Linked DNA regions of Homo sapiens: region 2 is linked to region 1. Evidence: chromatin contacts called from ENCODE Hi-C or POLR2A ChIA-PET data. All regions are on one chromosome and are shown on one strand. Each heading gives the region's core, a stretch centred on a gene start or an enhancer-like site at or near the end of the contact. The rest is flanking DNA. Distances are from core to core; before and after follow the strand shown. Region 1 holds the start of ZNF12 (zinc finger protein 12). Region 2 overlaps GRID2IP (Grid2 interacting protein).

What was found. A loop is a pair of places that touch in the nucleus more often than their neighbours do. ChIA-PET counts read pairs that join two places held with the same protein, here RNA polymerase II (POLR2A). Pooled maps may share reads with other maps.
Region 2: a loop to region 1 is called in a pooled map, with 3 times the contacts of the local background. The contact joins the enhancer-like site here to the promoter of ZNF12 in region 1. A Hi-C loop is called at or near these places in 6 of 168 maps with a recorded cell type or tissue (B cell, CD4-positive, alpha-beta T cell, ascending aorta and 2 more), 2 of 37 single-sample maps with no recorded cell type and 14 of 50 pooled maps. POLR2A ChIA-PET finds 5 or more read pairs at or near these places in 3 of 52 experiments (Caco-2, MCF 10A and activated B cell).

The regions. Positions count from the first base shown.
Region 1 is chr7:6,704,562-6,709,091 of GRCh38, reverse strand. ZNF12 (zinc finger protein 12) reads left to right here and starts at 2,145. Exons shown (of 5, transcript NM_016265.4): 1 at 2,145-2,660; 2 at 3,869-3,933. The coding sequence starts at 3,919. RefSeq lists an enhancer at 1,977-2,476 and a silencer at 2,170-2,529.
Region 2 is chr7:6,513,848-6,518,377 of GRCh38, reverse strand. It overlaps GRID2IP (Grid2 interacting protein), which reads left to right. Exons shown (of 22, transcript NM_001145118.2): 8 at 3,849-4,003. It overlaps LOC101927325 (a long non-coding RNA gene), which reads right to left. Exons shown (of 5, transcript XR_007060200.1): 5 at 1,343-1,972. Among named protein-coding and RNA genes, the nearest start is that of KDELR2, 32 kb to the right of the region's middle. Within about 2 kb of position 1,842, at least 2 of the 41 ENCODE cell types and tissues checked have a DNase peak (open chromatin) inside an H3K27ac peak, as active enhancers do.

The DNA.
Region 1 (4,530 bases), core at 896-3,395:
TCTAAAATTTCAGACATGGGTCAAGAGTAAACACAAAAATGCAAAAACTCACCCTTCCAGATATGAAAGAGCTCTTCTCCTCCCAGTGGGCATGAAATTCTTAATTGATTTCAGCTCAAAATAGACAGAGAAATAGAATAACAAATCAGACTCTGATGTCTCTCACCCAACAGAGATTAGGTCTTTGCAAACATTAATCTCATTACAGAGATCACCATGTGATCAGACCATAAAACCAAATTCCTAGCCCAGCGCGGTGCTTCACGCCTGTAATCCCACCACTTTGGGAAGCTGAGGCGAGTCTACCACCTGAGGTCAGGAGTTCGAGACCAGTCTGGCCAACATGGAAAAACCCCGTCTCTACTAAAAATACAAAAATTAGTCGGGCATGGTGGCATGCACCTATAGTCCCAGCTACTCAGGAGGTTGAGGCAGGAGAATCACTTGAACTTGGGAGGCAGAAGTTGCAGTGAGCCGAGATCGTACCCCTGCACTCCAGCCTGGGCGGCAGAGTGAGACTTTGCCTTGAAACAACAAAAACAAACAAAGTCCCAATCAGTGATGCTAGCAATGTAAACAAATGCAAACCAAAGTAAAACACAGGATTGGTAAATGGGGAAATTACTGAAAAATGAGAAGCCAGCAAATTTCTACTGGCACTTTGGACTCATTCCTGGGAGCCAAGAAAAGATTCACCTGGGCTTCAACAGTTCATGAGGCACTCCAGTCCTGAGGTTTTCCTGGCTCAGTCATGTGATTCCATCAGGGACTTCTGCAAAGACCTGGAAAACCTTAAAACATAAAAGTAAAATCATGACTCTGATACAGATATAAAAATGAGCACATGCTAAAGATTTTATTTAATTCAAGAGGAAACAGGCAGATATTATAACTGGTTCAAAAGAGAATCTGAGGGCTGGACATGGTGGCTCATGCCTGTAATCCCAGCACTTTGGGAGGCTGAGGCGGGTGGATCACTTGAGGTCAGGAGTTTAAGACCAGCCTGGCCAACATGGTGAAACCCCCATCTCTACTAAAAATTCAAAAATTAGTCGGGCTTGGTGGTGTGCACCTGTAATCCCAGTTACTTGGGAGGCTGAGGCAGGAGAATTCCTTGAACCAGTGAGCCAAGATCTCGCCACTGAACTCCAGCATGCACAGCAGAGTGAGACCCTGTCTCAAAATTAAAAAAAAAAAGAGAGAGAGAGAGAGAATCTGAGAAACAGACATATTTTCAGATCAGGAATATTGAAATGATTATGTAAATGGAGAAATGCAGTCAAAACTGCATTTTCTCTAGTGGGGATTGTGGGAAGTCAACCAACTTCCACCAGACAGAACATAACTTGCATCGATTACCTACAGTTTTCAAAGAGGTGTAAAATACCTCAAAGATAAGGAACAGGGTTGGAATCAAGTAACATGGCTTTCTAAATGTGCTTCGTTTTCCATTAAGACGCAAATTTCTTCTTCTGCTTGCCTCATCCTCTTCAGGAAGTAGAGTTCTGGCTAATTTTTTTCTTCTTTCAATTCTGTACATATTCTCTGAGTTTTCTAGCTATCACTAATTCAAAGTGATTTGGAAAAGCTGGAATTCTTTTTCTCCTTGTTGGGGCGAGGATGGTATCCTGTCCCAGGCTAATCCTCTATTATTTCATCCATGGGCTCTATTTACTGAAGTTTTCGTTAAATGTGTCATTGTGATCATAAGCTAGCATGATGCACCCTCTTGTTCCATTTGTCACGGTTGCACATGGACATTGATTTTAAGCCTTGAGCTCTCCGGTAAGGCAGGACTGGCCCAGGCATGGTCTACGAGATGCTACAGGAAGCAGAGACTTTCTAGACGTTCCCTTAAAGATAGTCAAGACATCCCCATGAAGACGTTCCCTTAAACTAAGGAGAAATTTGAGTCTGGGGTTCGGCGTTGCCAATTCTCTTAGCATAGAGCCTCTTAACCGCTAGACCAGATAGAGACATTTCAAATGGCTCCTAAATTTGGGGAGCGCGTAGGCTCATGGGAAATAGAGTCACGGTATTTGTCCTGGGACCGGCGGCGGGTCCCGGGAGGCGGACTTCCGGTGCATTCCTGCGCATGTGCACCCCTCTCTGTGTGCGTGTTCGCGCATGCGCGCCGCGGCCGCAGTGCCCTCGCTTCCTGTGCGTCCCCAGGTCACCGCTCGCCCTAGTTCCCAGGCTTTGGCCTCCGGTGGGCGAGAATCGCGGAGCCTGCGGGGCTGGGCGCCGAAGAGCCGGGCCGGCACCCAAGCGGGCGCGGGGCTGTGCGGGCCAGGCGGAGGCTCAAGCGGGGATCCCCGAGCACGACCCCCGGAGCCGACGGCGCTGGGGCCCAAGGGGCCGGCCGGGCGGTGACGACGGCGGAGGCGAAGGGGCGGCGGGACCCGGGCCCGGCCCGTGTGCGTCCTCGACGGCCCGGCCCCGGCTCCGCAGGACGGTGAGCCCCAGGGAGACGGATCTGGGCTCCGGGAGGGACGCCCCGCCTGGATTTGTCCCGTAGGCCCGGCCCGGGCCCCTCTGGAGCAGAACGGCCTTGGTGAGGTGGACAGGAAGGGACCTCGCGAGCAGACGCGCGCCCGCGACAGCAATCCCGCCCCGGCCTGTCGGGAGCGGTGGGGCAGAGGCTGCGGAGCCCCAGGAGGGTAAGTCGTGGGTTTGCGGGCCCGGGGCGAGAAGGGCCTGGGTGAAGTCACCGCGTGTAGGGCACCTTAGAGTGAGGGACAGTGGAAGGTCTCGATCGCTTGCAGGAGTGACGTGTGTTTGGGTTTGAAGGCAGGGTCCGGCGAGGACGAGGCTTACGGGGGCGTGGGGGGTGTCACCAGCCTCAGCTGCGGACGTTGTCTCCACTCCCCCCTCACCCCAGCAGCCCTTCCTCCTCTCTCTGCTCCAGATTGCTACCGTATCTAAACGTCCGTCAGCACCTCTGTTCTCTCATTTAAGTGCTGATTCCCCCTTAGGTCTGCTCTTGTGGAATCATACGTTGTAGTGCAGGAACAGCCTGCAGGAACTATCTCTTGCTGCCTCATTTGCTAGGGGAAGGGCCTTAGCAGGTGGGTGACTTGTCCGAGGTTTTGTGGGTGGAGTTGCTCATAGTAGAACTCTGGAGTTTTATCTCCCAGGCCAGTGTTCTGTCCCCCGTATCCTAGTTAAGTGAGCGTAAGTTCTTCAATAAAAGATCCTTTTGAGTAGCACACTGAAGTTTCTGCAAATAAAGACTCAATTATGCCGACTGTATTCCTTTATTTAGGGCATCCTGTGGATTTTCTGATCTTTATTTAAAAGAGTAAGAAAATAGATGAGTATTACAGAATTCATTTTTTGTTGTTTGTTTTTTGTTTGTTTGTTTGTTTGTTTTTGAGACAAGTTTCGCTTTGTTGCCCAGGCTGGAGTGCAATGGTGCCATCCCAGCTCACTGCAACCTCCGCCTCCCGGGTTCAAGCGATTCTCCTGCCTCAGCCTCCCGAGTAGCTGGGGTTACAGGCGCCCGCCACCACGCCCAGCTAATTTTTGTATTTTTACTAGACATGGGGTTTCACCATGTTGGCCAGGCTGGTCACCAGAATTCCTTTTTAAATCTTGCATTTAATGATGGCAGATTATTTCAGTAGGATCCAGTATTCATTCACCATGAGAATCTCATCCACTCAGTCACAAGGTAGCCATGTGTGAGTTTCAAATGTGCAGATCGGTCCCCCTCCTGATCATTTTCCAATCCCTTCTGAAGGCTTAAAGGGACAGTCTCCCACAAGATGTACTTCTTGGAACTTTCTGTGTAGGTTTTGGGCGGGAGATGACCGCCTTGGCAGGCCAGACCGCTCATAACGCCATGGCTTGGGTTTTCCTTCCCCAGATCTGCCTCCGCTTTCACAGTCCTCCAGATTTTTCCAAGAGCAGCAGAAAATGAATAAATCCCTGGTGAGTGTTTCTGTTCATGTATTTATTCTCTACTCTGATTTACAATACACCTTAGGAGGAGATTAAGGGTTCAAAGTTTAAAATGGGAAAGTAGAAATAGATACAAGATTTGGTCAGACAGAACAGTAGCCATCAGCACCAAGCCTTTTTATCATATTCATATGCGCAGATAGCGTGATCCTTAAAGAGTTCTTGAAGTCAGAGTACAAGCGTCTTATGTTCTTGGCATTTATCACAAAAAATGATAAATACCATCCATTCCTTGACTTACATTGACCGTAAGCAGAATCACTTTTGTTTTTGCATGAATTTTAAAGATTCCTCTGAGATCATTATCAACAGCTTTCCTAAATAATAACCCTTGAACCATTGCAATTCTTGCCTTTCTTTTTTTTTTTTTTTTTTTTTTTTTTTTTTTGAGACCAAGTATTGCGCTCTGTCACCAGGCTGGAGTGCAGTGGCGCTATCTCAGCTCAGTGCAACCTCCACCTCCCAGGTTCAAGTGATTCTCCTGCCTCAGCCTCTGGAGTAGCTGGGATTACAGGCATCTGCCACCACACCCGGCCTTTTTTTTTTTTTTTTTTTTTTTTAAAGTAG
Region 2 (4,530 bases), core at 593-3,092, 190 kb after region 1:
AGCATCTTTTAATATGCTTGTGAACTTTTTCTGGGATTTTTCTCTATAAATTACTGTTCATACCCTTTGTCCATTTTTGTTTTCTTGGACTTTTTGTCCTTGTTGACTGGCATGAAGTTTCTTGTATATTTTATTTTATTTATTTTCTGAGACAGGGTCTCACTCTGTCACCCAAGCTGGAGTGCAGTGGTGCAAACACAGCTCACTGCAGCCTCGAACTCCCAGGCTGAAGTGATCCTTGTGCCTCTGCCCCCCAGGTAGTTGGGACTACAGGCACTCGCCTACCATGCCCAGCTAATTTTTTTTTTTTTTTTAGTAGAGACAGGGTTTTGCCATGTTGCTGGTCTTGAACTCCTGGGCTCAAAAGATTTGCCCATTTTAGCCTTCCAAAGTGCTGGGATTACAGGTGTGAGCCACTGCTCCCAGCCCCTTGTATATTTTATTTTATTTATTTATTTATTTATTTATTTATTTTGAAGCAGAGTTTTGCTCTGTCGCCCAGGCTGGAGTTCAGTGGCATGATCTTGGCTCACTTCAACCTCTGCCTTCCCGGTTCAAGTGTGTCTCCTGCCTCAGCCTCCTGAGTAGCTGGGATTACAGGCGCCCACCACCATGCCTGGCTAATTTTTGTACTTTTAGTAGAGATGGGGTTTCACCATGTTGGCCAGGCTGGTCTCGAACTCCTGACTCAGGTGATCCCCCTGCCTCAGCCTGCCAAAGTGCTGGGATGACTTGTGAGCCACGACGGCTGGACACCTTTGTATATTTTAGATGCTGATTTCTCCTTGATTTTGAACATTGTAAATTTCTCTCCCATTTGTTACTTCTGTTATTAGGTCTGTTGTGTCTAATATGAATGTGTCTAAGTTGGGCTTCCTTGAATAGATAACCTTGATTTTGCATAATCAAACTCACCACATTTTTGGTCTTATAGTTTTGTGTAGGGTCCAGCCCTACAGGGCCTGTGGGTTTTTCTCTTCGTGTGCGGAGATGAGAGATCGTAGAAATAAAGACACAAGACGGCTGGGCGCGGTGGCTCATGCCTGTAATCCCAGCACCTTGGGAGGCTGAGATGGGCAGATCACGAGGTCAGGAGATCGAGACCATCCTGGCTAACATGGTGAAACCCCGTCTCTACTAAAAATACAAAAAAAAAATAGCCGGGCGTGGTGGCAGGCGCCTGTAGTCCCAGCTACTCGGGAGGCTGAGGCAGGAGAATGGTGTGAACCTGGGAGGCGGAGCTTGCAGTGAGACGAGATTGTGCCACTGCACTCCAGCCTGGGTGACAGAGCCAGACTGTCTCAAAAAAAAAAAAAAGAAAGAAAGACACAAGACAAAGAGATAGAAGAAAAGACAGCTGGGCCCGGGGGACCACTACCACCAAGACGCGGAGACCAGTAGTGGCCCCGAATGCCTGGCCGTGCTGTTATTTATTGTGTACAAGGCAAAGGGGCAGGGTATGGAGTGAGAGTCATCTCCAATGATAGGTAAGGTCATGTGAGTCACGTGTCCGCCAGACAGGGGGCCCTTCCCTATTTGGTAGCTGAGGCGGAGAGAAAGAGGGGACAGCTTACGTAATTATTTCTTCTATGCATTTTAAAGACTTTAGTACTTTCACTAATTCTGCTGCTGCTATCTAGAAGGTGGAGCCGAGTGCACAGGGCAGAACATGAATGCGGACCAGGAGCGTGACCACTGAAGCACAGCATCACAGGGACAGCGTTAGGCCTCTGGGTGGCTGCGGGCGGGCAAGCAGTGGTGGAGCAGAGTCTTCTTTAACTCCACCAGGAAAGGGAGACTCCCTTTCCCGGTCTGCTAAGCAACGGGTGCCTTCCCAGGCACTGGCGTTACCAGTAGACCAGGGAGCCCTCTAGTGGCCCTGTCCAGGCATAACGGAGGGCTCACACTCTTGTCTTTTGGTCACTTCTCACCGTGTCCCTTCAGCTCCTATCTCTGTATGGCCTGGTTTCTCCTAGGTTATAATTGTAGGACAAAGATTATTATAATATTGGAATAAACAGTAATGCTACAAACTAATTATTAATAATATTCATATACATATCTATAATCTATTTCTAGTATAACTATTCTTATTCTATGTATTTTCTTTATTATATTGGAACAGCTTGTGCCCTCGGTCTCTTGCCTTGGCATCTGGGTGGCTTGCCGCCCACAGTTTTGGCTTTTGAAATTTTAAGCTCTTCCCTGCTTCTAGGTCAAAAGATATTCTCCTACTTTATTTTTATTTATTTATTTATTTATTTTTTATTATTATTATTTTGAGACGGGGTCTTGCTCTGTCACCCAGGCTGGAGTGCAATGGCGCGATCTCAGCTCACTGCAACCTCCACCTCCCGGGTTCAAGCGATTCTGCTGCCTCAGCCTCCCGAGTAGCTGGGATTACAGGCACACACCACCACGCCTGGCTGATTTTTGTATTTTTAGTAGAGAGGGGGTTTCACCACGTTGGCCAGACTGGTCTCGAACTCCTGAGCTCGTGATCCACCCACCTCAGCCTCCCAAAGTGCTAGGATTACAGGCGTGAGCCACCACCCCCAGCCTATTTTTATTTTTGTTTATTTATTTATTTTTTTGAGACAGAGTCTCGCTCTGTGGCCCAGGATGGAGTGTAGTGGCGCAATCTTGGCTCGGTGCAACCTCCGCCTCCCCGAGCTCAGGCGAGGCGATTCTCCTGCCTCAGCCTCCTGAGTAGCTGGGATTACAGGTGCACACCAACATGCCTACCACATTTTTGTATTTTTTTGTAGAAACAGGGTTTACCATGTTGGCTAAGCTGATCTTGAGCTCCCGACCTCAGATGATTCGCCTGCCTCAGCCTCCCAAAGTGCTGGGATTATAGGCATGAGCCACCATGCCTGGCCTGCTCTATATGTTTTTTGGTTTTTTGGGTTTTTTTGAGACAGAGTCTTGCTCTGTCACCCAGGCTGGAGTGCAGTGGCGCAATCTCAGCTCACTACAACCTCCGCCTCCCAGTCTAAGCGATTCTCCTACTTCAGCCTCCTGAGTAGCTGGGACTGAGGGTACATGCCACCACGCCCAGCTAATTTTTGTATTTTTAGTAGAGAGGGGGTTTCACTATGTTGGCCAGACTGGTCTTGAACTCCCGATCTGAGGTGATCCAACCGCCTCGGCCTCCCACAGTGCTGGGATTACAGGCGTGAGCCGCCACGCCAGGCCTGCTCTGTGTGTTTTAATCTTCACAACAGCTCTATGAGGTAGATGCTATTTTTATCCCCATTTTACAAATGAGGAAACTGAGGCACAGAGAGGGTAAGTCACTTGAGAAAGGTCACTTAGCTGGTAAGTGGCAGAGCTGAGATTGGAGTCTGGCTACCCTATCCCTGGAGCCTGCCTTCCTGCCCACTTCTCTCTCTCTCTCTTTTTCTTTTCTTTTTTTTTTTTTTTGAGTTGGAGTCTCACTCTGTCTCCCAGGCTGGAGTGCAGTGACACGATCTCAGCTCACTGCAACCTCCACTTCCCAGGCTCAAGCAATTCTCCTGCCTCAGCCTCCCGAGTAGCTGGGATTACAGGTGTGCACCACCACACCTGACTAATTTTTATACTTTCAGTAGAGACGGCCTTTCACCATGTTGGCTGGGCTGGTCTCGAACTCCTGACCTCAAATGATCCACCTGCCTCGGCCTCTCAAAGTGCTGGGATTACAGGCGTGAGCCACTGTGCCCGGCCCCCACTTCTGTCTTTGAAGGGTAGGGATAGGGCATGAGGGCAGACGCTGTGGCTTGGAAGTGCCGTCTTGTCTACCCCCACTCTGTGCATCATGGTAAGCCCGTGAGTATTGAGCCTCACATTCCTGCACCTTCCCCCAGGAACATCGACACCCTCATCGTTGACGTCTACCCTGTGCTGGACACCCCTGCCAAGCAGGTCCTGTGGCAGTTCATCTACCAGCTGCTGACCTATGAGGAGCAGGAGCTCTGTCAGGAGAAAATCGCATGCTTCCTGGGCTACACGGCCATGACAGGTAAGCGTCCTCTCCCCTGCCACTTCCCTGCCTGCAGCTGCTGACTGTCCAGCTCACCAGGTGAACAGACAGACACCTGTTCTCACATGTGAAGGTGTTTGTTTGCTTGTTTGTTTGTTTTGAAATGGAGTCTCACTCTTGTGCCCCAGGCTGGAGTGCAATGGCACGATCTTGGCTCACTGCAACCTCCGCCTCCCAAGTTCAAGCGATTCTCCTGCGTCAGCCTCCCGAGTAGCTGGGACTAAAGGCGCATGTCACTACGCCCAGCTATTCTTTTGTGTTTTTAGTAGAGAAGAGGTTTCACCATGTTAACCATGATGGTCTCTATCTCCTGACCTCATGATCCACCCACCTCGGCCTCCCAAAGCACTGGGATTACAGGTGTGAGCCACCACGCCCAGCCTTTTTTTTTTTTTTTTTTTTTTTTGAGACGGAGTCTTGCTCTGTCGCCCAGGCTGGAGTGTCGTGGTGCCATCATGGCTCACCGCAGCCTCAACCTCCTGGGCTCAAGTGATCCTCCCACTCCG